4 separate regions of the Mus musculus genome follow, and regions 1, 3 and 4 are each linked to region 2. The links are chromatin loops, found by intact Hi-C in ENCODE. Cell type or tissue: left cerebral cortex. All regions are shown on one strand. Region 1 overlaps Ctnna2 (catenin (cadherin associated protein), alpha 2). Region 2 overlaps Ctnna2 (catenin (cadherin associated protein), alpha 2). Region 3 overlaps Ctnna2 (catenin (cadherin associated protein), alpha 2). Region 4 overlaps Gm38836 (a long non-coding RNA gene).

The links. A loop is a pair of places that touch in the nucleus more often than their neighbours do. Peaks named below come from ENCODE experiments on the same cell type or tissue, not always from the same donor. Only the 100,000 strongest peaks of a DNase experiment are listed, where the experiment ranks them.
Region 1: a loop joins it to region 2, with 2.0 times the contacts of the local background. A loop is called at or near these places in 2 of 42 quality-filtered maps.
Region 3: a loop joins it to region 2, with 4 times the contacts of the local background. A loop is called at or near these places in 7 of 42 quality-filtered maps.
Region 4: it touches region 2 in a loop (3.0-fold over the local background); 2 of 42 quality-filtered maps call a loop at or near these places.

The regions. Positions count from the first base shown.
Region 1 is chr6:77,454,735-77,462,734 of GRCm38, forward strand. The region is part of intron 8 of Ctnna2 (catenin (cadherin associated protein), alpha 2); the gene reads right to left. Among named protein-coding and RNA genes, the nearest start is that of 6330415B21Rik, 76 kb to the left of the region's middle. In left cerebral cortex, no CTCF peak of the experiment used is centred here; a DNase peak (open chromatin) is centred at 3,396; H3K27ac peaks cover 507 bases.
Region 2 is chr6:77,253,248-77,261,247 of GRCm38, forward strand. The region is part of intron 8 of Ctnna2 (catenin (cadherin associated protein), alpha 2); the gene reads right to left. It also overlaps a transcript of Lrrtm1 not described here. Among named protein-coding and RNA genes, the nearest start is that of Lrrtm1, 15 kb to the left of the region's middle. In left cerebral cortex, a CTCF peak has its summit at 4,661; DNase peaks (open chromatin) are centred at 392, 4,304 and 4,674; H3K27ac peaks cover 313 bases.
Region 3 is chr6:77,567,868-77,575,867 of GRCm38, forward strand. All of the region lies in intron 8 of Ctnna2 (catenin (cadherin associated protein), alpha 2), which reads right to left. Among named protein-coding and RNA genes, the nearest start is that of Gm38837, 33 kb to the right of the region's middle. In left cerebral cortex, a CTCF peak has its summit at 4,956 (motif pointing left); DNase peaks (open chromatin) are centred at 4,954 and 6,791.
Region 4 is chr6:76,692,842-76,700,841 of GRCm38, forward strand. Gm38836 (a long non-coding RNA gene) reads right to left here. Exons shown (of 3, transcript XR_869184.1): 2 at 5,069-5,218; 3 at 2,611-2,648. Among named protein-coding and RNA genes, the nearest start is that of Gm38836, 15 kb to the right of the region's middle. In left cerebral cortex, no CTCF peak of the experiment used is centred here; DNase peaks (open chromatin) are centred at 4,521 and 4,895; H3K27ac peaks cover 598 bases.

The DNA of each region.
Region 1 (8,000 bases), 200 kb after region 2:
GTGGAGGGGAAGAATTTGCTTTTTTAGTTCAGGTGCCCAGTGTTCTTATCCAAATATAATGCTCCAATGAGCATTAACACTATCAGCTCAACAGAACTTCTGCCTCCCATATCCTTGTAGGATTGCAGGGATTTCAGATAATTGTGCTGTAACATTTAACTCTTATGTAGATCTGGGATCAAACTCAGTAACTCATGCTTGCACAGGTCCTTGCTTTACCCATGAGCCATCTCCCCAGCTCACCTGGTTAAATTCTTGATCCTTTCAACTTCTACCCTCAACCTTACTTTATTCATCCATTTAGTAAAGCCCAATAAATATATACCAAATGCAAGGTGTAGTTCAATCATGAAGATATGAGCTATAGAACACTCAGTGTAAAATAATGAGCATAATTAAAAATCTGAAGGTTAAGAGTATAGGTGAATTTAAAAGTAACGAAATACTGCTGCACACAAAGGGAGGTGATAACTTCTAAGGCCTCAAGCAAAGATAAGGATGATCAGGGACATGGAGCAGAGAACTACGTGGTGAAGTTGAAGTTTTTGCTTTGTTCTCTTAAGAATGAGTTAAGTAGATTGTAATTGTATACATTAACTTGAATAATAGTTTTGTGTTCTTTTTTCTGAGAATTTGATTAATAATATTATCTAATTTTACTCTTAAATAGCTTAATTGGGTTTTCAAATCAACAATCATATGCTCATTGTAGAATATTTACAAAAAAATTGAAACAAAATTCTAGAGGAGGCAGTTCTATTTTAGGAGTAATTCCTTCTGAAGAGGAACACATATGCGTGGATGTATCTATTCTTTTGTGCTCGTATTCTCCCTTATCATGAATATTCTTACATAATCAGGAACAGAATGCATGCATGATTTTGCTCCTTATTTTTGTATCTAACTCATTAACATAACCATTTTTCTATGCCATTAAATACTCTCTAATAGATAATTTAAAGTGTTAACTAATAGATATGCCATGACTTAGGGTTGGTTACCTGGGAAACAGATGCTTAGATGGAGTTCTGCTGGAAAAGATCTCATGTTCTTTCTATTAGGTGGGAAGAGATGAGGGGACAAATAGAAGAGACTGAGCTGTGAGAGGAAAAGCGAGGCTTGAGGGGTGTTCTCAGCTAGGACAGCCATTTAGAATTGTCCCCAGAAGATGTAAAGGTACAACTCTCTACATCTTTGAACGACTTGTTCTGTGAGGTTAGAACTCATAACTTCACACAAATTAGCTTCCTTCAATCAAAGGTTAGAAGATCAGAGTTACTCAGTTGTGAGAAGTAAGTACTCAACACTTCTGAACACTCAATGGGAATAAGAGACTTTTAAATAAACTGAAGAATTAGGTAACACGCCACCATATATACCACATGAAGTAATTATTTACCTATCATACCATTAGGCAAACAAAATACATTCTGAGTCACAGAGAGGGAAATGAGACAGAACATTCAAAATCTCTACTGTGGAGGATTAAAAAGTAAGAATAAGCAAAAAGGAATGCATCTTTTCTCACAGTGTGGACATAGGATTACGATGATAAGATCTGAGTGAGAGAAGCAGGCATGAGCATGGCAAGACACATATGCCCTTAGGAGTCAAGCTTCCCCTGGGTGTTGTGGGATTAGGTGTGGAACTAGCACCCGAGGTCTGCTCAGGGCACTGACTCAGTCACCACATGCAGACATCAGTGTGGATGCAAAGAAGTGTATGCTGGCAGGAGCCTGATACAGCTGTCTCCTGAGAGCCTCTGCCAGAGCCTGACATATAAATACAGAGATGATGCTCACAGCCAACCATTGAACTGATCATGAGGTCCCCAATGGAGGAGTTAGAGAAAGAACTGAAGGAACTGAAGTAGTTTACAACCCCTTAGGAGGAACAACAATATCAACCAAACAAACAGAGCTCCCAGGATCTAAACCACCAACCAAGGAGTACACATGGAGGGACCCATGGCTCCAACCACATATGTAGCAGAGGATGGTCTTGTCTGGCATCAATGGGAGAAGAGGGCTTTTCTCCTGTGAAGGGTTGATGCCCCAGTGTAGGGGAATTTGAGGGCAGGGAGGCGGGAATGGGTGAAAGGGGGTACACCCTCATAGAACCAGAAGGAGGGGTGATGGGATACAGGGTTTCTGGGGTAGAATTGGGAAAGGGGATAACACTTGAAATGTAAATAAATAAAATATCCAATAAAAGAAAGAAAGAAAGAAAGAAAGAAAGAAAGAAAGAGAGAAAGAAAGAGAGAAAGAGAGAAAGAGAGAAAGAGAGAGAAAGAGAGAGAAAGAGAGAGAGAGAGAGAAAGAGAGAAAGAGAGAGAGAGAGAGAGAAAGAGAGAAAGAGAGAAAGAGAGAAAGAGAGAAAGAGAGAAAGAGAGAAAGAGAGAAAGAGAGAGAGAGAGAGAGAGAGAGAGAAAGAAAGAAACAAAGAAAGAAAGAAAGAAAGAAAGAACACATGCCTCTGAATGGCATTGCTCTCTGCAGCAGAACAGCAAGAATGAAAACTGTTTCTGCTCTGGGATGTAACATCATCTCTTAGCACCAGGGTGGGATGTCAAAAGGGGACAGAGTTGCTACTAGGTCCTTTGTCACTTCCACCAGTATTTCCAGGGTTATCTTCAGGTCTGCATGATTTTAGAATGTGGAGCCTAGTGCACGTGTTTACAGATCTTGACCCATGTATCATCCATCATCCATCATCCATGTATCATCCCTGTATCTCATAAAAGTTTTCTATGTTCATGCAGTGCCTGCAGGGGTCAGAAGAGGGCAACAGATTCCCAGAAACTGCAGTTGTAAACAGTTTTGAGTTGACATGTGGGGGCTGGTAATTAGACCCAGGACCTCTGCAAGAGCAAGAGCTCTTAATTACTGAGCCATCTCTCCAGCACCTGAAGTGGAACATGTTAACATAGTCCCTGGTTGTGACTTTTTCCTGCTCTATCTCCATGTGTGCTGGCCAAGGTTGAGGATCCTAGACTACAGGAGAAAGTAGCATTTATCCACTCAATATAAAAGCAGCTTAACTCTTTCCTTCCCCTAAGTGATCAATGAATTGATTGATTGAGGTTTTAAAAAGTGATGACTGACGCTGAAAACACATAAGAGAAATTACTTTTTCCTAAATGCTAAGCAGGGCCACACTGAATTAATCAAGATTTTTGGCCTTGAGGAAAGAAATCCCTACCATGTAAGTTTGTCAGGTTATTAAGTCAGTAGTTTGGTAATGATTGAAAGCAGGGTGGGGTGGGCGAGAGAGCAAGTGTGTTGCCATGGATACAAAAAGAGATGCAACTTGTGTGGGTGCCATGATCATCTTGATTCTAGGAAGTTTATTTAAAGATAGGCTCAGATGTGATGGGTAGAAATGGCTCAGATTCTTTCAGAACCGTTATGAGCCAGTGATCCAGACCCACCATCCTAACAGCTTGTTGGTAACCAAGCAACTAAAATATTCCTTGACATGCTGGGAGACTCCAGAAAATGCTTGTGAACTTGGCATTTAGCAAGGAATCAAGGTATGTAGGAGGACTAAGATGACATTGACATAAATTTTGAGAGTCCAAACCTTGAAAAATGAGGAGCCCGTACTCTTATTCATAGATAAAGATTTGAGTCTAGAAATTGTTTTTTGTGCCAGGATGTTAAGAGCACTTGCTTTCCCTTATGTTCTAGGTGAGATAAACATCTGCTCTGTAAAAGAGTCTCACTGAATTCAGGATAGAAGAAGTTGGTGTTGGTAAGGAGGATATCTTCCATGTGACAGAAAAGAGAGTATCAGCCAACAAGCAATAGAATCCTGCTTCTATTCAAATGTGCTGAGCTGATAAGATGACATTTTTAAGTACAAGGGTGGACCTCAGAACAGCATAGATCCTGTGTTTTGAAGATGCTTCGAACATACTTTAAATATACCCTTATCATGATAATAGAGAGTAAAATACTAACAGTAAACAAAAAAGACAATTGCCCACTAAAAGGCTGCAGAAATGCTAACTACATATCCTTTGTAGGCATTATGAATACTTGAAAGCTTGAAAAGTTGCTTGAAATACATTTCTTCATCAGAAAGTTTCCCCTAATATATTCATGGAGAACTGTCTTGATAAGCATGGAGAGAACCCAAGAGCTGGGCCTTGTGTTGTAATGGGTGGTCTGTGCACCTCTGTAGTTGGGTTTTACTTGTGCCCAGATGGAGTTGAGTTGAAAGCCCTCTACCCCAGTTATAATAGTCTGAGTTTCTATGGTACTTAAAATAACATCTCCCCAAACAGTTCCCAAGAATTCAGTTCCCTCACAGAGCAGCTTGGTGGAAGTTATGGTGTAGTTCAAAGGTAAAATTGTTCTTAAGCCTGAGAGTAAAAAAGGCTTGCTGAGTGTACAGAACTCCTGCAGAACAGAAATAATCTTAAGTGTTTCTGAACCACTCAAAAGATAACTGAAAAGATCGAAACAGTAGAGCTGTATTATTCGGTGGAAAGTCCTGGCTCAAAACCTTAAGGCATTGCCCTTTGGCCCCCTCACCACCTTTAGCATAATCTTGAACTGGCTTCTAGGCTTCTAGCCTTTAGTTTTACTTTCTGTATGGTGGATTTAGTAACCAGTATTCAGAAAGTATGAGGAAAGCCACCCTGGCTACCTTTGATAAAATGCAGTGCTCCAATCCTCTCTTGCAATAACTCATTTTAAAGAATGGCAAGAAGATCACGCATTCTACAACAGTTCTAAAGAGAATCTATAAAGCAGATGTTAAAAAGGGTAAGGAAACACTTACACATGCTAGCATCAAACAGTTGCCAATAAGAGATCACTCGCTGGACTTACCAATTAAAAATACTAATAAATATCTATGTGGGAACGTTTATGCTGTTTTGTTTATATTGCCTAGCTAGGTATTCTTCCTTTTCAGTACAAATGGTTATGTTCATTCCAGTTGTGTTCTTCTCCCTTTAAAGCCAAGAGGACACCTACTCTTTCTGTAGAGTGATCCTTTTGAAGCTCAAGGCATAAAAAGACTGTAGACAACATAAAACACACAAGACAAATACACAATAATCTTGTTAAAATATTATTTTCTTGAGACTTGACAGAAAGCTCCAAATCTTAGTCTCCCCTCTTTGTCTGTTCATGGAGAGATGCCAGAGAATAGTCAATGACCCAGAAACAAAAGACAAGTGGGGCTCTCTCATTTCTTCACAATTGTCCCTCAATTCTTCCCAAGTCCTTAACACATACTACAGAGGCTACTTGTGGGCTCTGGACCAAAGGAAATTGGAGCACTGTATGCTCCTAGCTGAGAAGCAAAGTGGAAGGAAAAAGGATATCATTGTTAATGTCAACAAGACAATGAAAGACCACTCTAGAACCTCAGAGATTTTCTCTGTAAGCTAACATTTAATATCCCAAACCATCTTCATTATTAAGGGAAGAAATCATTAATCATTCCCAGTAACATTACGTTTCTGATTCATTGACAATTATGAGCATGTTTTCCAACAAGCTGATTGTGTTTACTGTACGTACTAGAGAAGTAATTGGGTATATTGGCACTGATTTGAATAGGGTAACCTTAAAAAACAGACATGTTTCAGTTTTCTTCAATAGACACCATTTGAAGGCATTCATAATTCCATAGATTTATATTTAAAACTAATTTTTAATCTCTTAAAATATTATACAGGTATGCAATGTATTGTGAACAGATCCACCCCCAAAATCTCCCTTAACTTCGCAGACCCTAATGTCAACAGTAGATCCACATCCCAACTTCATATCTTTCCTTCTTAAAAGAAAAAAAAAAAGGAAAGAAAGTAAATGCACTGGCTGGTTTTCAGTGTCAATTTGACACAGGCTGGAGTTATCACAGAGAAAGGAGCTTCAGCTGGGGAAGTACCTCCATGAGATCCAGCTGTGGGGCATTTTTCTCAATTAGTGATCAATGGGGGAAGGATCCCTTTTGGGTGGGACCATCTCTGGGCTGGTAGTCTTAGATTCTATAAGAGAGCAGGCTGCGCAAGCCAGGGGAAGCAAGCCAGTAAAGAACATCCATCCATGGATTCTGCATCAGCTCCTGCTTCCTGATTTACTTGAGTTCCAGTCCTGACTTCCTTGGTGATGAACAGCAATGTGGAAGTGTAAGCTGAATAAACCCTTTCCTCCCCAACTTGCTTCTTGGTCATGATGTTTGTGCAGGAATAGAAACCCTGACTAAGACAGTAAAGAAAGTAAAACCCACTGGTTCAATTATGTGCCTATGTGTGCATAGATGTGTGGCACCCACTGGGGTATTGGCAGCCTACCAGGAGTCACCACCCCAAAGAAAAGAGCCTTTGCAACCTTTAGCAGCTAACACTTGCCAATATCTTATCACCTAGGGTTGGAGCCGAAGCATCCTTCCATCAACCATGCTGGAATTTAGATTGCTTGATATTATGTAAGTCTTCACAGGGAACCACAGATGCTGTGAGATTTGTATACAACAGTTCTGTCATGTTCAGAAGACAAAATTTCCCAGCACACCTTCCATTTTCCTGATCTTACATTTCTTCTGCTCCTTCTTCTGTAATGTTCCCCAAGCCATGGGGGAGGAGATGAAATTGATGTAAATGCCCCATTCTAAGATACTTCACAGACACTTGCTCCTTGATAAGATGGCCAGTGGAACCCTAACATTATTGTTTCTTTGCCGATCCTTGTTGGTAATAAGTTCACCTGAAATAAAGGCCATTTTGTCAAGCATTGATACAGTTTAACATCCTACTCAGCTAAGCTTCTGGCAATGGAATGCAGGCAAATGACTTGTCCAACGTCAAGGCTTCCTTTGAAGGGATGTGCATGCCTTTCTCATGCCTTTTCTTCATCTAGTCAGCTACAGGGTCAGCAGGAAAGCTCTCAGCAGAGCAGAGATCTCATTTCACACGGCGGAAGGTCTGCTGAGGTTCAGGATTCTGGTCCTCTGTAGGTTTGAAGCCACCCATAATCTATCCGTCCAGCCTCTTGACAGTTGAACATTAACTGTTGTACTTATTTAAACAATTACCATTTGAGAGTTTAGCCACAACAATGCAGACACAGTTTTTCTATTAAGCTTGTCTTGCACAGATCTTAAATTTACACCTGGAATTCTCTAGCTTAGATTTCTAAGGTAAGAAATAAAAAAATTCAAGTTTGGAGACTACTGGGAGATATACTCAATTCTCTTGAAATAATCTGCACAGAAATGTATGGGAGAACACATCTGCCCTGGACTCAAACCTTTGCAAAGGTGGTTCTCCACCAGGAGTGACAAAAAAAAAAAATGCCAGTAATGAATGGGTGACAGGTCTCAGGTATTAGTAGAAATCTTGAAAGCCATAAACTATACTCCCAGCCTGAGGTTTTCTCTGTTCTAGCTATGGGAAATCTTCCAGACAAAAGGAAGTTGGATCCTTTCAATTTCAATTGTTACTGTTTTTCAAATTACATAATACAAGCTTCATTTAGCAACTTTAGTAATAATAATAATAATAATAATAATAATAATAATAATAATGGCAGTACAATGAAAATTAGCATTTGGTCTACAAATCCTCCATCTGTAGCACATAACCATTAGCATGGATTAGCTGGAGTAGTTCTAAATTGAAAGCCTAAGATAGATATGATCTCTTAATACAGAAAAGTTTCTCCTGGAAAGAAAATTTAACTTTCCAGATATTGTCAAATGTAACCAAAGGCATGCTCGTGAATCATTAATAAAGTAAAGACACTATGAAAAAATAGCTCTCCTGAACTCTACCATTACTTTCCCCACCCCCATTCCAATTCAGATGGCAGCTAATAACTGAGATGTTCAGATTTGCCACCTGGAAACAAAGTTTCCCAAAACATCATTCCTGTCACCTAATAGTCATTGTTCCTGCCTGCATCATACCCTACCCACAGCACTGGAAGACCAGGGATCATCAGTGGTCAGGTTCCTCAGTTTGGGAAAGTCTCTTCTAGTAC
Region 2 (8,000 bases):
ATTCTACTCAGAGATTCTGGCAGCTTGAATAAGAATCTTGACAGGGGGATGAGGAGAGACAGGGGTAACTTAGAGAAGTTTGTCTCATATTCAAAACCCATGCACCCAAATAGATAGGGTGGCATATATCTGGCCAGGTGATTATGCCTTGATCATTTCATTTACCAACCCAGGTCTATCATCTTCAACAATTGTTTATGAGCTTAAACCAGAGCTCATATGAAGATGCGTCTTTTTCCTTCTTAAGCCAGCATCATCTTTGAAAACCATGTATTTTTTAAACATTTCCCACCAGCATGACTATCTTCAATTAAAAATGCTACATATGAAACTGTGTGGGGCAGGATTTCCAGCGCAGAGATACTGTGGGCGGCCTCGAACAAAAGGGAGAAGACTCAGCAGCATTTGGAAGCTGGATTAGTCTGTCACAGAAAGGTCTAGAAAAGCCAAGTTACACACAATTAATGGAACAATACCACAATCTGTCTTCAGCTGGCCCAGGCATTCCTGTCATTTGTCCCTCAGCTGCAGAACCACGTGGCCTGTGATTTTGTGTCTCTGTTCCATCTTGATGGCATTTTCAGAGAAATCTCTATTTCCAGCAACGGACATTTGGTTTTTGCTTTTGCTTTGTTTTGTTTGTTTGTTAGTTTCCCTTTTAAATTGTTTACTCTAACAAGAATGGTCCCTCCTTGGAACTCACTCTTTTTTTCTAACTGCCAGTGTCATTTTTATCTGAGCTTATCATACTGATTCCCCTGCCCCATTTTTATCCTCTTTCAAAAATCATAAATAAACAAAAAAGACCAAACATCACTCAGAGGATGAAGGGATGTGTGGCATTTTAGTTAGAATGCTTTTAGATAACAGACAACTCAAACTTTTACCCTTCTAGTTCTGTTGCTCAGCCCATTCAATCAGGTAGCAGTAGTTTCTTTCCAAGAGATTAAGCACATATTTGTTGGAGTGAAAAAAGAACCATTTAACATGGAAATGTTTGCACCTATGAAAGTGAGGCACAAAGCCAGGGAACCTGGAGGCATAGTTCAACTAGACTTACCATGGGAGTGAGATGAAGATGCCTCCATATTTTCCTGATTCATTTATAAAAGATGGTCCCTCCCTTGGGAGTGATACATATACACATCACATACACATAAATATACATGTTAGTGGTTGATAGCAAACTGTTCAGTCCTGCATATTTTCTCATTTAAGTTCTGCCATGAATCTGGATCTATTTTTGTTCTGAATACTTTTCAGCAGGCTCAGCCTGAAAATTAGGTAAAAGCTGGTGGGGACTGGCGAGAGGGTAAAGGAGCCTGCTTCCAAGCCTTAGGACATAAATTCTAAGCCCCTGGTAGAAGGAGAAAAAAAAAAAAGATAGCTCAAGTCCAATGTCTGAGAATTGTCTTGCCTTTACCAATATGCTCAGGCAGGACTGAAAGGCATAGTCCACCATAGAAAATGTCAACATGTCAACAGTATTCACGAGATTGCATGGGATTATGCACACACATATGGGTTCAGTACTGTTCTCCCCACTTTTACATGAACTGTAGCCTAGTGACTTCTCCCAGAAGCACGGCTTATGAAAGTTTTCACTGAGAAAACAAAATTTATCTCCATTGTGAGTTGTCTGTTACCCACTGCTAGTTGCCACAAAGATCAGTAACTAGAGTTCACCATCTAACTCCTACAGCTTTACTTAATAATGGTGATATCAAATTATCCCAGGACCCCCCCCCCCCCAGGATACTGAGTAGAAATATCCATCTTTAGACAACAACTGTGTATTTAAGAAGTTTTTTCTTTGTGTGCAAAAAAATCCCAATTTGATTGTAACAAGCAAGTGCAATGAAGGATGGAGAGCATAGCTGAGAAGACGCCTTTCTTCTCAAAAGCAGGTTGAGTATTACAAAGCAGGTTCTCTGGACAGCATCACCAATTCTTTCTTAGACCTTGGACTAGATGGCTTTCCTTGTGATATCCTTTCTTTCTGAGCTGGTGGCGAATTCTGGTTTTGTTTCTAGCTCTGATTTAGTAGCCAAGTGTAGAGTGTAAACGCAGAAGGGGAGAAAAGGGCAACTTCCAGCCCGTTCTCTTATGCTATGACTTTCTGGCTGGCAAAGAGGAGAATGCACCAGAGTTCTGCAAAGGGCAGGTTCCAATACCCTGAGAGATCTAGTCACTCTCACAAAGATGAATATGTATGATGAAAGGAAACTTTTTATGTTCCATCTACATGTTGAAGGCTGAAGCTGTCTCAAGCCATGCCCTATATTGTGCCTTGTTCAGAGGAAGAGAACACTAAGATAATTTTTCTTCTACAGGTATACACATTAATATTAGCAACACAGACAATCTATATTATCAGAGGAAACACTAACCATTTGAGAATTGAGGACAGCTTTGATGTTCAATGTTTTGAGTCTTTGTTGACTTTTTGTTGCTGCTGCTGCTTATTTTCTGCCTCCCTTCCTCTTCCCTCCTGCTTCATTCTATCACGAGTCTCAAATATTTTCTTTCTTTTCCCCTTAAATCAGTTCATAGTTATGAACCCTGCTATGCTTTACCAACTCATGAAAAATTGCATCAAGTGTGCAAACACCTTTTTTAAGTGGGTTGACCAAAAATTTCCTCTATTTTATGTATAAGGTACAGCCATGCATATAGCACATCAACAGATATACAATATACATGTGATATTAAAATTTCAGGGAAACAGAGAACTGAGGGAAAATGTCAACAGTCTTTCTCAGCGGGAGATGGTGATAATGAGGAGGGGAATGTCTGAGCACACTGAGAACACTGCCTACAGTGATTGACATGGTGAGGGGATTACCGCAGGAAGGATAAGCATCATGGTAGGTCAGCAACCAAGGTTTTGAGAAGAACAAAGGGGTCCATGGGTTCTGATGACAAAAAGTGAGATTTAGAAATTACGTGGAGAGTTGCTATAACCAGGAGGACACATGGTCTTATCAGGCTCGCCTGGACTCAACATTTCCCACGGCTTATGTCTAGAGCCTTCAGAATGAATTAAAGAAATGTTGAACACAGAATTAATGGATGGCTTTGGTCCTGCCTCGAGTTGCTGGCTTAGGTTTTGGACCTCAGTCTTCTTGTCCTTGAAATTCATTATATAATCCCCTGTCAGTCTGTTTCACAATAATGTAGTTACAATCGAGAGCGATAATGTTGTTGAGGAAGTCTGGAGTCTTAGGGTAGTGCTGTCAGAAGTAATGTGGTTCCACCTCCCCATGTGACATCTGAGGGCCACAGGCATGTCTTACATTCCTTCTGTTCACCGATCCTGCACCTTACTGTGCGGTCACTGGAGAGAAAGGAGAAGGCTCAGTTCACCCAAGCTACTAAGTTCCACCTAAGCAGCTGCTTCAGTATTTTTCTTTTGACAGGGGACAGAGTTTCTCTGTGTAGCCCTGGCTGTCCTGAAACAGACTCTGTAGACTAGACCAGTCTCAAACCCAGAGATCCACCTGCTTTTGCCTCCCAAGTGCTAGGATTAAAAGTGTTCACCACCACCACTCAGCTATTGCTTCAGGATAATTATCTGAAAGTATTGGCACTGGCTCTGTTAAAAGGCTGGCCTGCAACAAATGCTCAATCAACATGAATCTTCTCTTGGGTCCCTTTGGCAATGCAGGTGCATGACATGTATATAAAAACTGAATGAGGGTAAGCCCAATTGGCACAAGAGGCAGTTGGTGTCCTGATGTGGAAACTAAAAAGAGACTTGAGGAGTAATAGAGAGCACTAGATCACCACAAGAAAGAGTGAAGAGAGGGACAGGAAGGAGTTATGTAAAGTAATTAGCAGAGAAATGGATGGAGAGAGAACTGTCTGTCACTAGAGTCAAGCACAATACTTAGAAACTTGCATAGACCTCACATCAGGACTTACCATAGCAGATACTCTGTGCCTAGCCTACAGTGCATGCTTCTTCTTCTTCTTCTTCTTCTTCTTCTTCTTCTTCTTCTTCTTCTTCTTATTATTATTATTATTATTATTATTATTGTCTAATATAGTGGTTCTTTCAACAGATTCCATATCCATCCATCCTCTGCACTCCTCTCCTCAAGCAGCGTATACCTGCTTCATCTCCTGTGAGCTTAGAGACTTCTGGAGGAAGGTGGGAACAAAATCTCCTTTGGCTCAGTGGTAACCACGTCTTGCCATCAGAAGTGCATGTGTTGCTTTTGTGAACCTCCAAGTGCTGACAGCCATGGTGGTATTGTATCTGCCAGCTTGTGTGACTGTATTTCTGGACTCCATAGCCAAGCAGTTCTGATCTCCAGCAAAAGCCAGCCACACATACCAAAGCAAGCTGCCCACATGTTTATGCAGAACTGCTAACCCACGGGAACTGCGATGAAAAGAGATAAGAGAGTCAGAAGGAGTGCTTTTGTTTTGATTTTTCTACTCAAATGAGCTCTTTGAAGGAAAAAAAAATTAAGAAAAAGAAAGGAGAAAAGGAAGAAAGAGAAAAGAAGAGAAAAGAAAAGAAAAGAAAAGAAAAGAAAAGAAAAGAAAAAGAAAAAGAAAAAGAAAAAGAAAGAAAAAAAGACTCTCCAAGCTGGTGCTCTGCCAAGCTTCCTCCCCTTTCTTCCTTGTCCAAGCACTCCACCGTCTGTGCAGACTGTATAACAGCAAGTTCTGGAAACAGGCAGAGGAATCGGGTCCAGTCCCGAGGCTGTGCTATCTTAGTTTATGTGTGGTGAGGCTTTGGAGACTTTGGTTTTTACCTTAATCTTTTATCGACTGGCAGATTTTGGAAGCAAAGCTGTTACCACCAGTTTCTGTTTGTAAAATGAGACTAAAGGAACTATCCACAGAGAAATTCTGGTATCTTCTCTGTAGTTCACTGCTTCCTCTAACAGCTGGCTTCACAAAATACAATTGTGCTAAATATTAAAGAATGTTAATAAAAATGACAAGTGATTTTTTTTTTTCTTTTGCTCCCAACTTCTTTTCACCTTTGTAAAACGGTGGCTTCTCAAAAAAATGTTACTGTGATCAACATGACTTTCCAAAGCAATTTTCTAAAAGCAGATGTAGATTTGTTGTGATCACCATGAGCTTTCCTGTCATGAGGAGGGGGTGGATTGCTGTTTCTCTCACCTTTGGGTAAGTGTTCCTTCCTTGGGACATTCAACAAAGGAAGAAAACCAGGTTGTGAGGGCTTTTTTCTTCCTTCCTTCCTTCCTTCCTTCCTTCCTTCCTTCCTTCCTTCTTTCTTTCTTTCTTTCTTTCTTTCTTTCTTTCTTTCTTTCTTTCTTTCTTTCTTTCTTGCCTAAATAGGAACAACAGCGAGGAGAGGATTCCAGTATCTGGATCAGACCTTGAGATGCTGCTTAACTAAGAAAGTAGTTTCCTAGGCCCATGTACCTATGCCCTCAAATGCAGTGTCCACTAAGTAAATACAATAGTGTTACAGTGCACTGAACTCGAAGCTGGCTCATACAGATTCTATTCATGCTTCACAGGAAGGGCAAGTTAAACACACCATGGGATAACATTTGTGCTGCTTTCTTTGTCATGTTTGCATGACCATTGGCCTTCAGACCCATAAGGAATGAAAGATGACTGGACTTTGAAACACAAAAGCTCTAGAGATCTGTACACAAGTTGTGTGGAATGGGATGAACAACACCCAAATCTGTTGGTTCTGAATGGTTCACTCTTTCTGTTTTTAAAGTAGGGTTAAAATTATGGCATTTTGCACGTTCTGAAAACACACTAGCATTCAATTAGTATCATGTATCCTCACCAAAATTCTTGACACCATTCTCACATCTGTTACTAAACCTGAGCATAGACTTGTTTTAATTATATATAGTAAATGTCCTTTACAAAGTTACTTATAACAGAATGCTACTTAGTATATGGACCTCTGGGCCTCGCTAGATAGAATTAAATGTTTTGTTTATAATTATGTTGGTTTAAAGTTTGGTGGATGCCTGTGAACCTATTATGGGTCAGTTCAGTAGTTTTAAAACAACCAACAGGTGCCTGTTATTTCTACTACTTTCCCTATGTTTACATCTTTTACATAATCTCTTCTATTTTATATTCATTCGAATTTTCATGATGACCCAACATTCATTCAATTCTAAAGGCTTTCCCAAGGTTCGTGTTTACTTGTGGACCTGTCTCTCACCAGGAGAAGGTGTTAGAACAGTTACTGTCCTTAGCACCCATGTTTACTAGTTTAGAGGGCCCCAGAACATCTTTCCATGTTCTCTACAGGTTAATAGTAATTTACTCATGTATTATGTATAAATATATATGCACAATATAAACACATATACTGTGTGCATGTATCCATGTATATGTGTGCAGGTATGTGTATGTGCATATACACATCAAAGTCAATACAAATAAGCAGTTGTCTTCCTCTGATGCTTTCTTTCTTAGTTATGAGACAGGATCTTTTACTCAACCTGACTCAGATAAACTTGTTGGCCAGCAAACCCTTGTAACCCTACTGTCTTTATTTCCCCAGTTCTGGGATTCCAGAAATACAAAATCATGCTGGCAGTTCAGGAAGATCAAATTTGTGTATAAATGCTTTTCTGCCAAGTACTTTACTGACTGAGCCAGCCCCTCCCTGTGTGTGTGTTCAATTAAAAACATGTATATTGGTATTTTGCCTGTGTGTATATGTCTATATACTACGTGTACACTTTATGCCCATAGAGAATAGAAGAAGGTATTATAACCTTTGTGCCTAGAATTATAGATGGCTGTGAGTTACTATGTGGATCAAGCGAGGGTCCTCTGGAAGACCCTGAGGTTAACAGTAGCAGTTAAGAACAACCAGTCCTCTGCACTGCTTAGCCACCTTTCCAGCCCATCATGTTGATATATTTTATGTCACATTATATACTCACAGTCAGTGGACAAGTCATCTTCATCAATTCATTTCAGTTGGTCTCTAGTCACACTAGGTGCTACAAATTGAGAAAGCATGACCTTGCTTTCAAAGGTTTAGAGAACAATGGGACAGGTACATCATTCACACATGTAATGGAAACCAAAGGTGGGAAAGAATCCATTATCTTCTCCAGGCAATACTTTATATATAGAGTTATCCTAGAGACAATAAAGGCAGAAGATTTTCTAAGCTCATCAAATGGGTGGGAGGTTGAAGAGGGTTGAGAAAGAAGGTGTGCAGAAGTAAGTGTGATGTGACATGTAAAATGAAAAGGGAGTGTTTCTCAAACAAAAAGTTCACAATGGACAATGACATGAAGACAGGCAAAAGAATGGGAAGCCCCAGCCAAGAGTACCAGCAAGGTGCACAACAGTGCGTGATGACTTGATTTTTCATAAGTAGATACTTAATCAGCAGGACAATCTGGAAGCTAAGTTTGCTCCCTTTCTCAAATATATCCCATGTCTGTAATTCATGCTGCTGCAGAGAAAACAACTAATCACTCTCATATCCTCTTCCTGCATTCAACCTCAGAATGAAAACAGGAGCCCTGAGGTTTCCCACAGGGAAAAAAAGAAGAAACTACTGGAAGGTGTTGCTGCAGTACCTAGAACAAGCAATTTGGAGAAGGTCTTCTGAAATCAAGAGATGCTGTTGTGGCAACCTAGGGATTTTGGAAGTGGCAAACACGGGCCACCATGAGGTATTTATGAGATATCCTAAAGATGTTGATCTCAGGCACCCACTTAAAAAGTCATCTTATGTCCAAACATAGCTTGCAACATTAATTCTGCTTCACTTTGGGAGATCATGGAGACACAATGAGTGGGCATGTGGAAGTTAAGTGGCCTGAAAACATAGTCCTATTTTGTGGGTTCTGAATGGACATGTGGTGATCAGAATCGCTGTTTCACAAGGAGGGATGAGAATGGAAAATAAAAGTCACTCTCGATTTGTATGGTTTTCATTCCCTTGCAATTTTATCATCTTCTACTTCCTTGCTTTTCCCTTTCTAAACATTTCATGTGGATAGAATCATACA
Region 3 (8,000 bases), 310 kb after region 2:
TGTGGGGTTCTGTCTAATTGAAGTTTCCCAGTAATTGATATTGGAATATAGTAGGCATTCATCTTTATACTATTTAGATATATGTTTTGATATGTGGTATTGAAGGAAAATTCCATTTAAAAAGTAACTTCTATTATCAGTGAAAATAACAGACTAAGTGTTCACTTCAAAGCAACACACTCTTAGTTCTTCTCTCTCAGTGCTAATACCGTGGGCCAAAGGGGCTCAGAATATTTCTAGCACTGTGAAGTGTTGATCATTTACCTTGCTTGGTGTTAAATATGAAATGGAGAGTAAAGGCTTAATGTAGACTTTATCCACATCAATATTCCACTTTGGCAAGGTAGAGTCAAGACACCTGATTCTACCTCTTATTTTTGGCTCTTGTTGCTTATGTGATTGTGAATATTAATTCCTCTAGCCCTAATTTCCATCATCTGCAAGGGCAACATTCCACTGGAGAGATGCAGAGGTTCCTGGTCATGCCTAGTGATTTTACTTCCTGTGAATGTCCATTGCCTTTAAATTCATAGTAAAAATGATCCTAAATATCACCTAGTCTCTAGTTGCAGTTTGAGTCTGAAACGAACAAGGTTCAAAGTCTGAACATTAGTCTCCACATACAGCATAAGAACTAGAGCTCTAAATGTAAATGTGTGAACTCCTGAGTTCTGGAGCCCCAACAGGGTATTAGTTCCCAATACAGAAACTAAAAAGTGAAGAGAAGAGAAAGATTAATTCAATGTGAATGTACTGGATTCCATTCTACTGAAAAGAAGAACAAGTTGGTCATCACACCCAAAATACATATTTGGTATCAACATGAGGTTTAGATTTAAGTAGGGGATAAGAGTTATGAATAACTAAGCATCCATGATCAAGCTGCTGCCCTACCCATCATTCAGCCATCAGTACCCAGTTGTAGTCTGATTAGGGGTCAGAATTGTGTGAAATCTCTTCTTAGAAGGTATGTTTATCCTCTGGCCAGCACTAAGACTCTTGCTTATCCTTTCCTTCATCCTGGAATGCTTGGGAAAATATTGAATTTGTCACTCCAATGTTTTAGTAACCTGAGCCAAAGGGAAGGACAGAATAGCCTCTTCTGAATTTGTTCTCTCCTCACTAGGAACTTGCCACTCATTTGAAGGTTGTAGAACCACAGGAGTTAGAGGAGGTGGTTGAGGGAGGTTTCTAACTAGGGGCAGGCCTTTGAAGGTTTTACTTAGCTCTGGTAAAAAGCCAGCTCTCTTCTGTTTACTGGGTGCCATACATGAAGAAGCCCTCTGTCTGATCTCACCACCAAGACTGAACCATTCCTCTCTGCCTTTCCAGCCACTATGGAAACACACCCTCTGAAACTATGAGTCAAAATAGACCCTTCCACCCTTCTTCCCTTCCTTGTGTTGTTTCTGTTAAGTATTCTCATCATGGCTTCACTCCTAGCTCCCTAGATACAATTTAGTTACTCCTATAACATTCTGTGTGAATCTCTGTAGCAATAAAGTAACTATAGCCTAGTAACCTCTATGTATCCCTAGTGAGTCTCCTTGGGCAAATTGTCATGATCATTAGTACCCATTGCTCCATTATAGGGAAATAGTGAGTACTCAAATATATGTTGGCTACATATACTAATTTCTCTCAGACCAAAGAAGATAAGCTGATGTATGACTTGGCAATACACCTGCAAGATTCAGTACCCTATGCAGTATAAAATTGTTACTCAAAGAAGTAAATGAATGTAATTTAATAAGCAATCCAAAAACAATCTAGTGCTTTACTGCTTTCAAATGGATAGCTAAGTTATCTACTTCTAGACAAAAATGAATAATAAAATAAAACGTTTATATAGAAAAATAATAGAAACATTTCCAGGAAATGTTAAAAAAACAGCTGTGTTTGGAAGATGAGAAAATATGCAGTTAATTTTAATGTGTTCTTATGTGGAGTACTATTATTTTAAAGATACAAATAATTAAACAAACCAATAAACTTCTTTTTGAGGAAAGTTAGAAATATAAAGTGACTCCAATTGGTCTTTGCCCTTCTAAGACTGGCAAAGCCTGTGTCTGCAAGAGAATTCCAACACATGAGCTGAAATGAAGAATATGCTCAGGAATGCTCATTAGTGAGTGTTTACCAGACTTAATGAAGTGTACAGGACAGGTCTGCATTCTGATTGGAAAGCATTCTCTCCTTCTCTACTTATTAAACATGACAGTTACTTACGATGAATGCTTCTCCACCCCGATAATGTCCTTCGTGTGCTTCAGTAGCTTGTGTGTTTCCAACACACTTGCATGTACTTGCTTTTCCCTCTGCTATAACCAATTTCCAAACTTAGATTTCTTGGCACCAAGTCTATGGTTCTGAGAGGCTGGAGAGATGCTCAGTGATGAAGACCCTCTTCCAGATGACACAGGTTTTATTCCTAGCATCCATGTAGCAGCTTACAAACATTTGTAATTCCACATCTAGTGGATTCAACTCCTTCCTTGGCTTCTGAAGGCACCGCATATATGCATGCATGATGCTTATACATATTCATAGGCAAAACTCTCATACATATGGAGAAATAGTCAAATAATTTAAGAATAAATGCATTGAATTAACTCAATCAGTGGCACTGAGCCACAGGTCAGTAATACCATAAACTCTCCAGAGTGTCTTAGCAGTATACCTAACCATTTGATAGCTTATTGAATGTGTAAATGAGTAGACACTACAAAACTCTACAAAGCTCCAAGCTTTCTCAGAATGTTTTAGTTGTCATCTTAACATCATGTCCTCACATAATTTTATTGAGTAAAGTATGCATTCTCTTCATTATTTTTGTTAATTAAATGAAATAAGATGTTTTGATTTTCATGATTTTAAGAAGTTTTTGAATTAATGATTAGACTATACGGTATATGTTTTTCGTTCCTGTTTCTCCTGAACTCCCTGCACAGTGCCCAGTACCTGAGAGAACGTCAGTAAGTATTTTCCTGTGATCAATCAAAATCTGCCTTTATTGAGACATCACAGAAGAAGAGATCAGCCAAAGCAGGAACTAGGGTGTCATGGACCATTTTCTTAATGGGCAGAACATGGCTGTTATATAAGAACTCTCAGCGTCTATGAAAATCATCCCAAGGCACACAAAGAGTAGACCCATTAACACACCATCACAGAATGTAGTTATGGGCTTGTGAGGCCATATCTTCCTTGAGGACTCAAGTGCAGTTTCTCCTTGCTGAGGGAAGGAAGCCATTTTCTTCAATGTGTAGCCACTCGTTGGATATCTCTGCTGCTGTAAATCCTGCCTCTCAAACCCCTGCTCTTGTCTACAACTATAGTGAAACTCAGTGGGTCGACAATAGAATAAGTAAGGAGCTGGTAATGGATGGATATAGACAATAGAATAAGTAAGGAGCTGGTAATGGATGGGTGCTGGTTGGAAGGAGAAAGGTGATCTGAAAGAATTCAGGAGGGCAAAAGAGGTATGGAGTGGAATGACCAAAATACATAAAAAATGTCATAATAAAACTCATTATTGTATATAACCTATAAATACCAGTTAAAATGTGAAAACCAGTTATAGCTATTTGCTGATTTCCTGTCTCATTGGCTTCTATTTCAAGCAATTTCAGGCTACAGAATTTTATTTTATCACAAATTAGTCCTGGCATTTAATTAATGGGAAAATCTGCTCTCAAAAATCTCAACCATTCACATGGATTATATCATAACCAATACTATTTATGTAACACAGCTTATCAACTATCTTTCAGCATACTGTATGCTAATTAGGTAAACCATAGCAGTATTTTCTCGCTTTGACTTTTGGAAACCATTTTAGAATCTTGGCAGACCTGTAGCAGAGGCCACTGGTACCCTCAAATACATCAAATTTCAGGACCATCTTTATTTATTCAGAACTTACATTGTTTGGGGAAGTAGTGTGTATAGATTAAAAGAAACACAAAACACTAGTGCTTTTCTACACACAAGAACTGCCAATGAGGTAAGGAAACCCCAGATGATGTCAGAAGGAAACCTTACCAGCAGGTGCGGAGACTTTGTTCCAGCTTTTCCTACCTGGACTTGGGGTGCACAACAAAACAGAACACAGAATAGACATGATGTCAGAGCTGCCAGATGGAAGCAACCTGGGATACTGACAGTACCCTAGCATCTCTGAAGGACCATGTTTGCCTCTGGGCGTTTCTTTATGTGTGATACAAAGAAACTGCTGCCTCTCTAGATCACAGTCATTTAAGTGTCCCTTATTAGTAACTGAATTGCAGGCCGGATGGATTGTTCTGCTCAGCTGTGTGTGCAGGAGAAGTCACATTGTTCTTAACTTTCTCTTCTGAATGGCTAGCTGTCTTGTGACCTATGTGTTCATTCTCAAGGACTTCTCTGAGGCTAGGACACAATGAAACCTTATTCCCTTTTCCAGACTGTGTTGTTCTTCCTGTATCAAGTTCAACAGTCCTGGTAGATTCTTTTCAAAGCACATTCCACCCAATTTTGCTACATGAGGAATCAAAAGTAGAAAACAATTAAGACTCTTAGCCAGACTGAGAGGACTCCCAATTCATTCTGCCTCCCCCTTTTGCTGGAGATGTGACAACCACCTCCGTGATGCAGTGCCTTAGGTAAGCGGTCCCTAATGTTTAATAGGAGGTATGTTACTGTCACAACGCCCTCCTTAGTCATCTCACTCCCACTCTCAGGGTATCTGTCTTCCCGGGTCAAACCCTGATGGTTTAGTGATGAATCCTATATTTTTGCACTTATCAGTACTATGAGTGTTTGAATGGTCCCCCTCCGGGTTCCTTTCAGGGTCTTGTGAGAACTTGAGAACAACCTTTTAGGGGAGTCTTAAAACTGAGAGGAGAAGACGGGAACTGGCAAGGCACTGGACCTGAAGGCTGTGGTGCAGGTTACTGGATCACTCTGCCATCTACTGGAGCTGAGGCAAAAGACTGCCTTCCTAGTTTGGGGATTTCTATTTCTGTGTGTCAGTCAGAGGGAGTTGTCATAGCCCCAGTGTCTGCTGCAGGTGTTTGCTGGCTTCACAACACTAGATGAGGCAATGGCCTTCTCTAATGCTCATGGTCTTCAACTCTGAGAGTTCGTTAGTAACTGTCCTTTATCTTCTGGATGAGTGATGGTTACATGAGAGGATCGATATAAAAACCTTCTGCCCAGAGCTTGGCTCTAAATAAATGGTGTGATGCTCAATGCTACCATTTTACTACAAAATTCTAATTTGAGAAACTGTACCATGGGAGCCAAGAATGTCTACAGCTTGTTTTACAAGGCAGTTTTCTCTGTCTGCTGTGGGGTTTAGCAGTAGACATCCCCCAGTATTCAAGACCTGTATGCCAGTTTACCTCATGTGACTCTTACTAGTGAAGTGACATCATTACAGACATCCCGTTGCCCATGAAGCAGCCGTGTAGGTGTCCCTGGATAACGTGTCAGATTTTAGTAAACCACTCTGCACATGCAGAGTGAACATCCTGTTTTTGTTTGTTTGTTTGTTTTTGACAGGGTTTCTCTGTGTAGCCCTGGCTGTCCTGGAACTCACTTTGTAGACCAGGCTGGCCTCGAACTCAGAAATCCGCCTTCCTCTGCCTCCCAAGTGCTGGGATTGAACATCCTGGTTTTATCAATCAGGCTAAAAGTGGTAGGACAGCCCTTTACTCAGTAACTTAGGATGCTGTGCCAAGAGAAATCCAAAGTCAGGGCCTTTGTGAACTAGAGTGAGTTCAAAGCCACTGTGGGCGATATAGTGAGACATTATATGAAAATAAGAAGTGGTAAGAAGGCTGGAGATGGGGCTGAGGAGTAGATTGTGTGTCAAGCATGAACAAGGTCCTACATAAAACCTTTATTACTGGAAATTAAGCAAACAAAAACTTCATTAATAGAGCAGTATAGGATTAGCAGATATTATAACTAGTTGAAGTTCAGCTCACAGTTGAAAGAAATAGTGATACAAGGATAGTCACATGAAAGAATAACTTTTAAACACAGGCTTTATGGAAAACCCAAAAAGGTTAGTGACACTGAGAAAGGTTAGTGAAGCTTGTGTTAAAATTTCAATAGTAGCAAAAAATTTGGCTCTAAAAGTCATTCGCAGAGACAGTGCTGAGACCTGCAGCAGCTGTGCAAGGTGACTTGGTAGTCACCTCATTGTCCAGAAACAGAGAAGCACAGGACTATGGCTCTATGCCTTGGTGCATAGTCTATAATGACATACTGTGGCTTTATTCTCTCTGTATAGAGCTCATTCCTGTGGGATAAAAAAAAACTCCAATGTAAATGTATGCTATAAGAGGAATATACACTAATACATATCAAATGCATTCACATTTATTTCCTGGACAAACGCTCCTTTGAAATGGAAGAGTTCTCTTTCTTTAATGGTTTCTTATTATTTGAAAATTTCATTCATGTATGCAATGATTTTGTTAAAACCTATTTCTTACTGCTTGTCTCCAATACCCCCCAGAATCCATCAAACTCTGCCTTCCTCCTGACTTCATATCATAATAGCAATTAAAATTGCTATTATTATTGATTTCTCACTGAGTTCAATTACTCCTGGCCATGTGCAAATGGATGTAGGCTCATCCACAGGGGTATAACCAACCTCCCAGCAGCCACATTCCCAAAGAAAAGTCTCTCTCTTCAGACTATTGTATAATTAAAAATCAGGCCCACTCAGCAAGAGGGACACTATGCCTGGTGCTGGAAACCGAGCTACTAAAATTAGCACATGAGCTCCATACGTGCATTTTATAACCACATTACAAGAAGAATCAGGAGGCTGAGAATGGTGGCTCCCACCTTTTATCTCAGCACTCATGGAGCAGAGGACGGAGAACTGTTGCAGTTTGATACCTGCTCCATGTGCACAGTGAACTAACGACCAGTCTGGGCTATGCAATGAGACCTAGTATGGAAGACTGGAAGAGAGAGGGAGAAAAGAAAGAATGAAGAGAGTGAAAGAACAGAGTAATTTCTTAAACACATCTATTCTGTAAACAGATTAGGTAAATAAAGGAAAGGGAAAGTTTGAAAATGACAAGCTTAGAGAGTTCTAGCATAAGACATTACAAAAAGATACTGCAAGCAACTTCAACTATCCTTGTTTGTTTAATCAGGTGTTCAACACATTTAGCTATTATCACCTGTATGGCAGCCTTTCAGATTTTTGTTTAAAAATAATCACCAATGAAACAGTAACGTATTCAGTATGCATGCATTCTATCGGTTTAGCAAGACTTGACTCTCTTTGCAAACAGTTATGGAAGAGAATACAAGATGCATCTCTGCTCTTCCATGGCCCAGGTTGTATGACCACAGTAGATATCACAGTTCATCCTGCCTGTTAATGGCAATCCTCCTGCACTGCTCCAGGACGCTGTCTGCCAGGGGCAGTTGTCTGATCTTAAGGCAGGAGTCACAGAAAGCCAACAGTTTGTATTACACTAATGTATTTCTGATCAAGTCTACCTTATCTATTTATTCAATTAATCTTTGAAAACCAATTAAAATCTAATTTATCTGATCTCTGGATTCTGAACACTCTTTGGCCATGAATCAAACATTCTGTAGTAACTACATTATTACACATTGTGCCCTAAGGTGTCCAAGACAGCACTTTTAAAAAACTTGGTAAATGTCATTTAAAGCTGTAGCAATCTTGCTGTAGAAGTCTCAGGCTCATTTTCAAAAGAGATGCTTTGTCCTTAAGTAAAAAGTACATATGATAATTTTTGTGCCTCTGGTTGTAGTCATAATTTATGTGCATAAATGTGAAGAGATCACTCTTTGTACATTTTGACTCATTCTCGAACAATGTCAAATGACAAAACTTTCTGTCAGGTATCAATTACACACACACATGTTTTCAAGTGTTCTACATTGTAAATCTTCTGATATATATACATGAAATAGTATTATTTGGTATGTATATCTAAGTGGGTGACAAGTATTGT
Region 4 (8,000 bases), 560 kb before region 2:
TACAGGAAATCACATGAGTGCTGACTCATTCCTTGTCCTCAGCCTCTCACAGGAGAACGGAATTAATATCAAATATAATTAGCTCCAGGGCCATCCTCAACATCCTGTATTATGTAAGAGATACCTATATAGTTCCTGGTTTGAGAATGGTTTCTAACTTTTAATTACACGTTTGTTTGTTTGTTTATTGTGAGTGTACACACATGGCACAGGACTCCTGTGGGGATATCTGGGGACAACTAGTGGCAGTCCCTTTTCTCCTTTTCCCATCAAATCTGTCCCATATGTGTCCCATCAAAGTCAACTCACTGGAGCAAATGCCTCCTCCCAATGAGCGATCATGACAGACCCAGAATATTTTCTAATTGGAAAGTAATTATGCATGCTTAGCTGTGTGTTGTATCTAACTCATATTGTAAGCTGTGACATTTGAAAATGTATTTGGATGTGTGTTTTCTTGTGTGTCCATTCAATGAGATGCGTTAAGTGTGAGAGTATGAACATCATGCGTTATTTAAATAATGTGAACAACATTATTCACTGAAATTAGTACTGTAAGAGATCAACTGGTAAACTAAAATGCAAGTAACTAAGTTACTGTATATATTTATTTTATACAATATATACATTAATTTATATAATATTGTAACATTTATAAATTAATGTATTCATGTATTAATTTATATATAAATTATGTATTAATTTATATATAAGTTAAATTTGTATTACTATGACTATATATTTATATATTAATATATTTTAAATTATTTTAATATATTTTTTCCTTGTATGCATAAGCAAAATGCTAAGATACAGATGCATATATTTCTGTAGAAAACAAAGTATTTTTGCTGCTCTGATTAAGAGCAAACTTCATTGATCAATAAAGAGGAAAAGAGAGGTTGATGGAGAGGATGCTGCAATTTCTAACATCTTATGAAGTAATCATTCTACCAGGCTCTTTGCATCCATTGATTAATGTTAATATTCATATAAACACCAAGTAAGCATCCACACACTCCCCATTTTGAGGCTGGCTTATGGTGAAGAGTTTGAGCAAAGTGTCAGATTTCCTAGGCTCCTGCAGCCCAAGAACTAATCATGATGTTTTCAATGATGAACATGTAACACAGAAATTCAGTGAGTGTTGTATATAAGCATAACTGTGATTATACAGTTTAAGAAGCATGAAGTTGTTCCTCTATGTGCATTAAGATACATATACAATTTATATAAATAACATCTCTTTTGTATATAATATAGTATAGCATAATATGTTTTACTTGCTATTTGCCACATTTTGGATCTGAACATCATACAGAGACTATGATTCTTTGCCTATTGTAAATAATTTAACCTGTAGAAAATTAAACACTGCAGAAGACGGTTGTCATGTTTATGGTTGGAGTAAAATGTGTTTCACAGGCTCATATGTCATAAGACTACTTAGTTTCCATCTAGTATTGTCTTATACAAGGAGCTTTACATTGCTTTATACATTTGGGGGGGGGGTGCGAGTAACTGCCTCAGTGAAGTAGGCATTTGAGCATTAGACTCCCCAAGCTCTGCCACATGCTTGTGGCCCCATGCCTTCTATCTATCACCTGAGCCAGTATAAACCTTCTCTTCCTTGAGTTGTTCATGTACTTTCAATATCTCCCTCCAATCCACTGAAGACTTGTGCCACAGTTGTTCTGTGCTATCTGTATAAAGATGAGACGAGGAAGCCAAGAAGAATCCCCACAAATTAAAACTTTTCAAGTTTCTAACACTGTGTAATGTGCCCAAGCTCTTTGCTCTCTAAACATAATCCAGATGATTCTCTCAAAAATACAGGGTTAAAGGAAAGGCCATGCAGAGACTGTCCCACCTAGGGATTCATCCCATCTGTGGACATCAAACCTAGACATTACAGCTGATGCCAAGAAGAGCTTGCTGACAGGAGCCTGGTATAGCTGTCCCCCGAGAGGCTCTGCCAGAGCCTAACCAATACAGATGTAGATGTGGATGCTCACAGCCAAACATCGGACTGAGCATAGGGATCACAACAGAGGAGTTAGGAGAAAGACTGGAGGAGTTGAAGGGGTCTGAAACCCCATAGGAAGAACAACAATGTCAACCAACCAGACTCCCCCAGAGTTCCCAGGGTCTAAACCACCAAATAAAGAGTACACCCCTGGCTTCAGCTGCATATGTCGCAGAGGATTGTGTTCTCTGTCATAAATGGGAGGGGAGGCCCTTGGTCCTATGGAGGTTTGATGCCCCAGTATAGGGGAACATTAAGATGGTGTAGCAGGAGTTAGAGTGGGGCAGGAAGATGGGATAGGGGGATTGAAGAGGGAAAACTGAGACGGGAGATAACATTTGAAATGTAAATAATAAAATAACCAATAAATTTTCTGATGAGCTGCCAAACTGGTTTCCGGAGTGGTTGAATTAAGTTGCAATCCCACCAGCAATGGAGAAGTGTTCCTCTTTCTCCACATCTTCACCAGCATCTTCTGTCAATTGGGTTGTTGATCTTAGCCATTCTGACTGATGTAAGGTGTAATCTCAGGGTTGTTTTGATTTTCATTCCCCTGATGACTAAGGATGTTGAACATATCCTTAGGTGCTTCTATCAATCCTGGGCATATACTCAGAAGATCCTGCAACATGTAATAAGGACAAATGTTCCACTTTATTTATTATAATAACCATATTTATAATAGCCAGAAGATGGAAAGAACCCAGATGTCCCTCAACAGAGGAATGGATATAGAAAATGTGCTACATTTTCACAATGGGATACTACTACTAAGCTTTTAAAAACAATGCATTCACGAAATAGGCAATTCTTAGGCAAATTGATGGAACTAGAAAATATCATCCTGAGGGAGGTAACCCAGTTGCAAAAGAACACACATGGTATGCACTCATTGATACATGGATACTATTCCAGAAGCTCAGAATATCCAAGATACTATTCACAGACCACATGAAACTCAAGAAGAAGGAACACCAAAGTGTGGATACCTCAGTCTTTCTTAGAAGGGGGAACAAATCACCCATGGGAGGAGATACAGAGATAAAATATGGAGCAGAGACTGAAGGAAAGACCATCCAGAGACTGCCCCACCTGGGGATCCATCCTATCAGTCACCAAACCCAGACACTATTGTGAATGCCTACAAGTGCTTGCTGACAGGAGTCTGATACTGCTCTCTCTTAAGAGGCTCTGCCAGTGCCTGACAAATACAGAGGTGGATGCTCTCAAACAACCATTGATTGAATACCAAGTCCCTAATGGAGGAGATTGAGAAAGGACCAAAGGAGCTGAAGGGGTTTGCAGCCCCATAGGAAGAACAACAATACAAACCAACCAGTAAACCCAGAGATCTTGGGTTCAGATCTTTGCTACTCATGTAAAAATCCAGGCATGGAACTCCATGCCTTCAGCCCCAGCACTGAGGAGACAGAGACAGACAGAGAGAGAGCGACAAAAAGGGACTGTATTTCTATGTCTTTTTATCCACATTTTTCAATTTTGAAATTTTCTGAGCCATATAAAGCTCTTTAAATTACTTTTCTATGTGGCCTTTATTGTGGAGGTCCCAGTCATGAACCCTTAACGTGGTCAGAGAAAAAAAAATTACTTATTCTCTCCTGCATACATACACATAACAAATTATGCATGTGTGTGTGCACATGCACAGACATATATGAAGGCGAAGATAGCTGATATATAAACATATGAGTGATATTATTTGTAGATTTAAATGAGATATCTACACAATATTGAGATGCAGAGTACATAAGATGAGGAACAAGTGGATCCACAGAGCTGATAAGAAAGAAAAACCAAGCTGCCCCATTGGGCAGGAGTACCATCAAAAGATAGGACAGTTTGATTTCTTTAAAGATATCTTCCATACCTTAAAGCCACACATTAAGTGATTTCACAATTGAGTTAGACACCTCAAGATGAGAATAGTTTCCAAACCCCTCTAAAATACTAGAGAATTGTCACTTTTGGCCACTGTCATATGAAAGTCCCAGAAGCATGAATCTCTCACTAATCAATAGAAAATCTTTATGTTACTCACACCAAACCTTGTATCTGTTTTTACTCTGTTTTGTCTCCTCCATACAGCAAAACATTCAAGTCACACCAATAAGACTATAGAGAGTGGCCTGCTTAGAGGAAAGCTTGAAAATGTAGCTTCACACAGATACCCTGGGGAGACTCTGCCACCCTCTCATTCAAGCTGAACAGCTTCCATTTATTTACATAGATATTGAAGTGCTATAGCGTATTTTATATGAAAAAAAAAACTGACTCTAAAATTAGTCCGAACACAGCTGTGCTTGTAGACAGTGAGTGGAAGTAGATTAATCAGATACGGTCAACACTATTGATTTTAGTGCTTTGGTTTTCGGAGATTACAGCAATGATTTTCAAATTGCCAAGGCAGACTGCATCACACCCTGGAGACAGTCATATATGTTGCCTAAAATAAGACTGGCTGATGCTGGGGCAGACAGTTGGTGTGCCTGGATTTAGCTTCCCAGCTTCCTTTGTGTGCAGTCTTCTGGCTTTGTTCCTGATTGTGGTTACCTCACTAGCTACCTTCTTTCTTTAGACTTCAAATATGGCTTCTTTCCCATGATGCCATCTTTCTATAAAATACAACCCTATGAACTTCCAGATAATCTTATGTATGTGTCTTCCTGTTTGTCTTTTTCTCTATTTCTCTCTGTCTCACTCTGTTCCTCCTTCCCTCCCCGCCCCCCCTTTCCTATTTCTCTGTGTATGTATGGTTGTGTGCATGTGTCTATAATATCACCATGTGGGTGCAGGGATGAGAGTACAACCTGTAGGTTCTCTTTTCTTTCTTCCCTGCACGAGTTCCAGGAATTGACTTAGATCATCAGGCTTGGCTGGAAGCACCTGCACCCAGCAAACCACGTCATCCATCCATCCACACATAACTTGTAGATTTTATAGTAAGTCATATTGTAGTTAGGCAGTACATATAAACAATATAATAGCAAAGAGTAGAAGAAAGAAAAAAAATTCCCAGCTCACCCAGGAACGGAATTTCCTTTTCTTAGGAGGCTTCTTTCAGATCTCACAACTACGGTGCGGCTGAGTCCATATTCTGGCAGGTTATCGTGCACGGGACCTGTTCTCTTTTCACATATACTTTGCTATGAGCCATATAACATTGTGGCTGTTCTGTGAAAACACGTGATGATTTTCATTTCACTATATAGCAAAATAATGTATTGTCTGAATGCTCTATGACCCATTTACCAACCTATGACTTAGAATTTGTTAATCCTGTGCCTTTACAAATAATTTTAAAATGCGTAACTGTACCCCTTTATGCAGGTGCATCCTTAGAATTTGTCCTTTAAAGTGGAATTAACTGTCAAAGTGTTTCTATGATGGTTTTATATTTTTGTAGCCACAGGAAAAAAAGCAAAACTGTTCAGTTTCTATGCTCGCATCAACACAGTATGCTTCAAACACCTTAGATTTTAGGAATCTTTAAATATTATCCTATTTTATTAACTTTCACCTATAATGAAGGATTACTTAAGTATTTTTGTGCATGGTTACAGGTATTTTTTTTTTTTTTTTGTATAGCTCTGAGCTAAATCTTTTGCCTTTTTAAAGTCTTCTATTATTTGCTATTGTTGGTGTTTCTTTATTAAAACGTGGTTTATGTTTGTTTGAAAAACACAGAGACATATGCATGTGGAGATCAGAGGACATGTGAGGGTGCTGCGTATTTCTTTTCACTATGTGGGTCCTGAACCCTGAAATCTGGGTGCTCATGGCAGGCTGCTGTTACTTCTCAAAATAACCTGTCTGATGTCAAACAGATTAAGGGGCTGTAGATCCACATATCAGTATCTGACGATTATTGGAATTTGTGTTTTTTAATCTCATGGCCTTACTGAATTCTTAGGATATTAATAAATATTTTACTTTTTTCTTTCCTAGGTTGAACCAAAATGACAGTGGAATCCTATTGAACAATCACTTTAAACAATTTTGAATGAATTTAGCCAAGTGCAATCAATTATTATTATTGTAAATATATTATATAATGTTGACAGTAAAGACTAAATATTTAATATCCTAGGGGAAAATAAAATATCAATTATAAATATCTGAGTCTGAATATTATAGAAGTTGCATAATAACTACTACATAACTAAACATAATTCTGAAAGATAATTAGATATATGAGCAAGGATGGGAATCCCACATAGATTATAATCATAAACCTCAAGACTTGTTAATTCTGATGGATTGTATTTTACTGTGCATAGGAGAATATCAGGTAATGTGCATTTGGTGATTTGCCCGAGCACAAGTACTGCCCATATTGGAAGTCAGCAACAGATTGCATCATTCTATACCACTCTACCCTCCCTGTCCTCTTCCCACCACTGAAAAAACGTACAAGTCATATGCAGTCAGGATAAATGTTATCAGCACACTGCACCTAATTCTAGCCATAGTTAGATATTCTTAGATGTTGCTCATATTGGATCTAGAATATTAGGAGTCAGTTGTTGATCTGGAAAGCTGAAAACTTAAGATGAACACAAACCGTAGCATTAGTTTATCAGTGTTATTTAACAGAATTGTCAAGCAGAGGTGCCCAACCAGCAGCCCCAGGGCTGCACAAGGCTGAGTGTAGCTATGAATGCAGCTTTACACAGAATCACAAATTTACTAGAAACCTTGTGTGCTTTTTTGATTTTTTTTTTTTTTTTGGTAACTCAATTGTGTGATTCTTGATGGTGAGTTCTCCAGATGAACAATGTCAAAGTCATATTGAAGTCAAAAGGTTGGATGCATCTAAAAGGAGAATACAAAGATGCTTAATGACACTTGAAAGATGGTCACCGGTCACTGTAATCGATGATTTTAATGTCCTCCCAATTTTCCCAAATAGCTCCTCATTGAGTCTGCTACCAATAAACAGGAATAACGCAAGTGTACAATGTATAGTTAGAGTACTCTTGGGGCCTTTAGGTTTTTGTTTTGTTTTGTTTTGATAGTTTAAATTCCAGACCACCTAAGAATGGCAAATCTTCAGCAAGTAATACTTTGAGATTAGTAATTACCTTATTCAATGCTGTAGAACTAGAATCTTCAGCTGGCAAAATGTAGTTAGTATGAGTGGTTCTAATTTTTAATTTTATAATGCTCATATTAATTCCTTGAAAATATCATACAACACATTTTGAACATATTCATACCCTCCTCAACTCTTCCCAGATACACCCAACTTCCAGTCCTCTCAACTTCAATTTCTTTTACATTTGTTCTTAATTCATTTGCATCCCATTGAGTTCAATTTGTGCTGTCCAAATACTCTTGGTACAGGGCCTGACATTGAATGCAGGACCACCAGGAGATCACCCACTTAAAGAAAACTGATTCTCCCTTCCTTGGAATTTTTGAACTGCCAAATGCAGCTTAGTACGTAGTGATATTCAGCTCTATATGACTACAGAGTCCAAGATTATCGACCCAAGAATACCACATGACAACACTTAGCCATCATGGTGGCAACTCTGAAAGTTTCCCTTTTCTTTGTTTGCTCTTATTCCCTGAGTGATATGGAGTAAAATGTGACTGCTTGTTTTTGGCCTGTGATCCCACACTGCTCATCTCTAGCCGTCATTCTTAATTCCATGACTAAATGAGACCTTCTCTTCTTGCAATTTATAGTGTTTTGAAACAAGAACATGAGAAAGTGATGTGTTCAGCAATGTGTTCTGCACCATCCTAACTGACAGGCTGGAGATGTAGCTCAGTGGTAGAGGACTTGCCTAACATGCAAGGCCTCTGAGTTTCATCCAACACCTCAAATGTAATAACAAACAAAGGCAACAGTGTCTCAAAACTGAAGATTAGACCTTGTGTAGCAGAGCTGTAGGCTTAGCATATGAAAGACCAGCTGGAAAAAAATTTAGGATGAATCCTTTTGAAG